Linked DNA regions of Mus musculus: region 1 is linked to region 2. Evidence: chromatin loops called from intact Hi-C (ENCODE). Cell type or tissue: left cerebral cortex. All regions are shown on one strand. Links, peaks and the distances in the headings refer to the core of each region. The heading gives the core; the rest is flanking DNA. Region 1 holds the start of Mef2d (myocyte enhancer factor 2D). Region 2 overlaps Gm3764 (predicted gene 3764).

Region 1 (2,902 bases), core at 316-2,815, 79 kb after region 2:
ACAGGCAAGGCCATGGGAGTTGGGACAGCCAGGCTGAGCACTGGGGCTCGGTGGCCAGAGGCCAGAAGCTGGGTGTCTGAGAACACTGTCAGGTAACTCGCCAATGCTCCCCTCGGCGGATACCTACCGCGGATACAGGGAGACGAACAGAAGGTGGACAGCTCCCAAGGCCAAGCGCACTCAGTAGGCTCCTCTCCGAGATCCGGCCAGAGCAGCCCAAGGTCACCGTCCCAGACGGCAAACTTCCCACAGTCAGGCAGCTCAGACCCACTGAGGGCTAGGGGGAGGGGTAAGATCCACCACTCACACAGCCAAACAGGCCTCGGAGGAAACTCACACGGGTAGGGCAGGAGGGAACGGGATCCACCCACTGTACTCCCCTAGCCTGGCCCCAATGTGCCGGTCAGTCGTAGGCAGAACTGGCACTCAGGACAAGCTGGGTAGTCCAGGGCCACTGGGAACCCCGAGGGCTCGATGGAATCTCTGGGAGGCCTCCCTGCCCCATCTCTGAGGTGGGAGGCCGGGAGCACAGTAGTCCCTTGGGCCAGCCTCACCACTCGAACCCCACTCGCACTGACTCGGCCCGCACCGCACCGTCCAAGAGAAAGGCCTGGAGAGGTCCTGCCAGGTGTTAACAGCTGCAAACTACTGTCCAGGGGTTCTCCAGCCGGCGTTGCTGACACGCCCGACCAAGGGGGCCCCCACGGGCGCGAAATCGCGGCCGGAGCCACGTGCGTTGCGCCCGCCAAGGCGCGAGGCGACGGGGGCTCGGGTACCAGGCGCGGCTGTCACAGCAGACACCCCAGCACCAACACTGCCTCCGTCGCCCCGCCCGGACCGGGACGCTCGTGCCAGGGCGCCCGTACACCCCTCGCGCTCCAGACCACCCTGAGCCCGGCCGCGCGGCGTGGGGGAGGGGTTCTTAAAGGGGCCGACGCGCGTCGTGACTCACCAGCCCGTGGGGGGGACGGGGTGTCACGGCGCCCGGAGCCTCGGCCCGGTCCGCCGAATCCTCGGTTACGCGAAGCCGCAGCTCCGACGGGAAACAGCGAAGGCGCCGCGTCCACGCGGCCTGGGCGGCGCCACAGGGCCGGGACCCCCTGGTGCGCGCGGGGGCGGCGGCGGCGGGCGGCAGGCACGCAGCCGAGCGCCCAAGCCGCCTCGACGGTTGTTGATATTTTGCTTCCTTCCTCCTTTCGGGCTCCAAAGGCAACTCCTCCAGCCCCAGACTCGAGGCCGACGTAGGCACCGCGCAGCCTAGCTTGCGAGATGGGAGGGGGGGAAAAGACGAGAGTGATGGACAAGCAGGGGGCCAATGGGAGGGCCCCGCAGGGCTGGGGGCGGGGCCTGGCAGGGAGGCCTGGGACGCAACCCCGCCCCCTGCCCGCGGCCTGCGCCCCACCCCTTTGGGGCGCGCGACCACGGCGCGTGGAGCCCAGATCCCTCCGCCTGCGGGACAGAGCGAGGCTGCGGGTACCTCAGCACCCCAGCTCCAGAGTTGGCAGGGATCTAAGTAAATAAGTTCTGGGGAGATAAGAGTGTTGGTAGGCCCCAGCTCCTACACTTACTGTGTGACAAAGCTCCGAAGCCAGATCGCGCTCTCTTATCTCGTGGTTACCTGGGGAGCTCCGCTGCTCCCTCTACCTGTGACAGGTCCCCTCCTTTCCCCTGACCCGGCTCGGTTGACGCCCAGACATTTAAAGCTACAGTGCATAATTCTCGGGTGATCTAATCTTTTAGTGCCTGCGGGCCCCAGCGCACTTAACTACGGAGGGGGCAATTTAAAGGGGCGGGACCCCAACCACTACCTCCCTTGCCTCACAGGAAACATCCAGAAGCCTTGTCTTGAAGAAATATAACTCTCTCAAAAAAAAAAATCTTTTAAAATCCCCGACGGCCTCTGGGCGTGGTGAATTTTTAAGTGCTTCACAACAAGATTGTGCGCTCCATTGCTTCTGGACCTTTAACCCGTCAGACTTCCTGTCCGCATCCTGTCACTAACAAGTCCTCGGCTGGCTCTACCTGGAGCTTGAGGAAATGACAGAGTCTGGCGTGGACTTCAAAGCCTTAGCAAAACAGAAGCAAGAGGTTCTTCAACAAGCTAGGGTCTGCTTTACTGAACAAAGTCCCTGTTCTGGCTTCTTGTGGGAGAGATGAGAAGAGGCGACAAGTGGTGGGTTAGAAAATTTATAATCTCGGAGTCAGACTGTTTTGGTTCAAAATTTTCCACTATTTCTGAAAAGAGCAAAGCACATCTCTTAACTCTCCATCCTCTTGGGTAAGCTGAAGGTGGTAAGGCCAGGTACATAACTTGTGAATTTGGTGTGAGTTTAGTTCCCAGTAGACTAGTACAGTGCCTCGTGTTGCACTGTATGACCCACACGGGCTGCTCAGCTGAAAATGAGCCCTTTTAGGGCCTGCGTGAGTTCAGAAAAGGCTCATAGTGGGCCAGTTCAATAGGACTATTCTGCAAAGAGCTTGGAGGCATATATGTACCTCCTTAAACAGGAAGCACGTAGGCTTCTAGTCCCTCGGCCTCCCTTTTCAACCCTTCCACTTTGCCCCTCCTTCCAGAAGCCTGATTTATGTAGGATCACACATGGTCCCCAAATGTTGCTCCTTAGTTTTCCTAGTAGTATGGGGGGTGGGGGCACAGAGCTGCCAGTACTCCTTGAGCAGTCTGGTTTGCCCCCAAGACTTGAGTGAAGGCATCTGCCCTTCCCCAAGCCCTGGGAGAACACAGCCTTGTTCCTGCTTGTGGCTATGGTGGGAGCAGAATGGGAAAGTGCCCTCCCCGTGGGGAACCTCCCCTCACTTGTGGCCTCTATTTTTAGTGCTTCCCCAGGCTCTAGCTGGAGAAACCGTTTAGTCATCAGGGTGTTTATTTTTCCGGCTGTTTCCC
Region 2 (2,902 bases), core at 202-2,701:
TTCTCCACCCCCCCACCTCTTTTTTTTCCTGGCTTCTACCATGAGCCTCCTGCAATGCAAATGAACTGTATTATGCAAATATATGCAAATAAGGCTTAACGAGCGGAAGGAGGGGGCAGAATGCCTAATGAGTAATGGCGAGGGTACAGATGGAGGGTGTCAGGAATGGCTCCCTCCTCCTTGCAGTTCCCACAGCCTGGAGGTTTGCTAAAGGTAGCAGGTGTCTATTTCTGGGAAAAAGCAGAAGGCCGGGGTCCCAACATAGCCCACTGCTTCAGTTGGGGAGTCCTAGGATGGCGTTGGCTGTAGTGAAGGACGTGAGTGCTTGAGGAGAGAGGGGTTAACTAGAAGGGATGGATGCCCCCTCTACATGCCTGAATACTGAACGTACCAGTCTCACTGCCCTATGGGTCTTTGGCGCCGGGTACTGAGGATGGTGCAGACACAAGAATGGCATGGCTGTGCATTAGAGAGGAGGATTCTCAAGGGAAGATTCCCAGGCAGACCCAGGTTTCTCCTAGAGGTGGGGGTGAGAGCTATCTTTTTGTGTGCTTTGGGGTTGGGGGTTGGGGTGGTTGCTATGGCAACATAGCGTAGAACACCCACCTCCCCAACATTCAGCCCCAGAGGACTTAGGGGCTGGGAGTGGATAATGGATTGACACCCCTGATGCCCCTGCCACCTGGCACTGCCAGCCGGAGATGGCAGTGTCAAATGTGAGAGAGTGGTCCCTTTGTCTCTAGACTCATGGTGTAGGGGGAGCAAGCGTGGGCACACAGAAGGGCCTTTCCCAGGCCCCAGTCCAGTCTGCATGCCTCCTGCTGGCCTCCAGAGACTCCTGGGGCCATCCACTGGCCTCTATACCCTGGCAGATGGTGGCTCCCTTGCCTTTTTGCTAGGTAAGCCTTCCCCATGCCTTCTTCAGGACTTTCCCTTCAAAGCCTTCTCAGACGGTGAGAGCAGTCAGTTCCACCTTTCCCTGGTTCTTAGGGATACTTCACATTCCCAGACATGTATCCTGCCCTTTTGTGTGTAACATCTCATGTAAATCTCCTGCCAGAATTGGGCAAGGAGGTTCATAAAGGGGAATCAGTGCAGAAAAGGCTAGGCTGGATTCAGGAGTTCACTCACCAGCTTTGTCCCTTTCTGGGTTATATATGATGCCAAAGGCTTGTTTCAGCTTCAGTTGATCTGAACATTCTATGTCTCACATGACTTATATAGGATCCTTCCTACCACTGCTCCCGTCCGAGCCCAGTAATCCTGGGGCAGCCATGCCTCATCAGATCTGGAATGTAGTGCAGGATGTCTGCCTGGAATAGACAAAACCACCATTTTCCTACAGGGGTCAGCAGGCTCACTCACCGCTGGGAGCTGTCCGTGGTGCTGGATACCATGTTCCTCATGTCCTCAGAGAGTGGGCGGGAGGGTGGAGCACCCACCCGCCCCCAGGGGAGAAGCTGGAGGGAAGAGAAGCAGAAACATTTGGATACAGTAAGGAAAGGGAAAAGAGGATTTTGAAGGAAGTCTCCTGCTCCTGGAAGGGAGGGTGCTGGAGTCTATGAATCCTGCACTCCCCACCCTTAGTCCCAGGATGTTCAGGGGACTCAGATGAGCTCAGCTCTCCACTGGATCCATTTGGAAAAGCCACAGGCTCCTGTGAGCCTGAGCCAGTGCTTTTGGCCTTAGGGAAGAGCAAGACTGAGGTCAAAGATGGACCTTTAAATTCCATTCTAAATACTAAGGGCTCTTCAAGTAATTTAGTAATAAAGATGAACAAGGGCATTATAGATAGATCAGGGACTTGGGAAGGTGAGATTGTTGTCCTGAGCACAGACAGGAGAGTGTATCTGTTGGTACAGACTCCAAAGCTTCATTTCCTCTCTGAGTTTTTTTGGGGGCTGGGCCAAGCCCAAACATCTGTATGGGGGTGAAGGGCGGCTTTGGTGTGTAACCAAGCCTAGAAGCACTGGCTCCGCAGGATGTATGTGGATAAGAAGAGGTGCTTGAACTGCTGGAGGAAGGGAAGGACAGGGAAGAGAGGCTTAGTCTGGTGTCAGGCTTGCCTCTTCTGGGCTGTGGAAACTCACCCCAGACAAGACAATGATGTGCAGTGTCCCCACAGGGTACCCTTGCATGGTCACAGAGCATGGGTGCCACGACCTGCGGGTATGCGACTCCCCTCAACCAGAGGGTCCCAGGGAGGCAGCCGTGGAAGGCAAACAGCGACAATGGTCCCTTTCAGTGTCCAGACTCCAGCCCTTCAGTCCAATTAGTAGGCACCGCAAACAGCAATTCAAGCGCCTTCAGCCGCTGTCATAACAAGCTCAGAGCTGCCTTAATGGGGGATTAGGGCAGGAGGAGGGGTGTCACTCTAGCCTTGGCAAAGCCTGGGTGGCAAGGAGCCTCCCTTTTTTCTCACCTCTGTCTTCAGTTAAAAGCACGCTCAACCTTCCTTTCATAACCCTATTCCCCCTTCTCCTCAAATCCCAAATGTTTGTTCTCCCAGTTTGTCTTCTCCTCCCCGGCAGTCATTTGAAACCACCATTAACCTAAATTCACTCACCTCCTGGGGGGAGTTGGCCCATCTTGCCTGTTGGTACAATCTCCCCATCTCCTCTTTTGTGGGGTCTTTTAAAAATTATTTTCTTAGGCAAGATCTCAGTGTGAACAAGCTGACCTTGATGTCTGGACCCTCCCGCCTCAGCCTCCTGAGTATTGAGGTTATAGGCATGACCCACTAAGCCCAGCTCCTGCTTCTAGAAACTCTAAAATCTAGATATTGAATGGCAAAGGGTTCTGACTATCACTTACACATTATGCAACCTGCCACACATGTTCTTAGAAGAAAGAACACAAAGCCAGGCGTGACTGTAAGCATTGGAGGATTGAGGCAGGAGGA

Evidence for each region. Hi-C counts contacts between places; a loop is a spot of excess contacts. Peaks named below come from ENCODE experiments on the same cell type or tissue, not always from the same donor. Only the 100,000 strongest peaks of a DNase experiment are listed, where the experiment ranks them.
Region 1: it touches region 2 in a loop (2.1-fold over the local background); 2 of 42 quality-filtered maps call a loop at or near these places.

Annotation. Positions count from the first base shown.
Region 1 is chr3:88,140,725-88,143,626 of GRCm38, reverse strand. It overlaps Mef2d (myocyte enhancer factor 2D), which reads right to left and starts at 1,255. Exons shown (of 12, transcript NM_001310587.1): 1 at 953-1,255. In left cerebral cortex, for the core only: a CTCF peak has its summit at 1,624; DNase peaks (open chromatin) are centred at 529, 1,332 and 2,027; H3K4me3 peaks cover 1,796 bases; H3K27ac peaks cover 2,402 bases.
Region 2 is chr3:88,219,514-88,222,415 of GRCm38, reverse strand. Gm3764 (predicted gene 3764) reads right to left here. Exons shown (of 10, transcript NR_168089.1): 3 at 1,366-1,460. Among named protein-coding and RNA genes, the nearest start is that of Gm25641, 5.3 kb to the right of the region's middle. In left cerebral cortex, for the core only: a CTCF peak has its summit at 1,355; DNase peaks (open chromatin) are centred at 1,264, 1,998, 2,309 and 2,662; H3K27ac peaks cover 2,500 bases.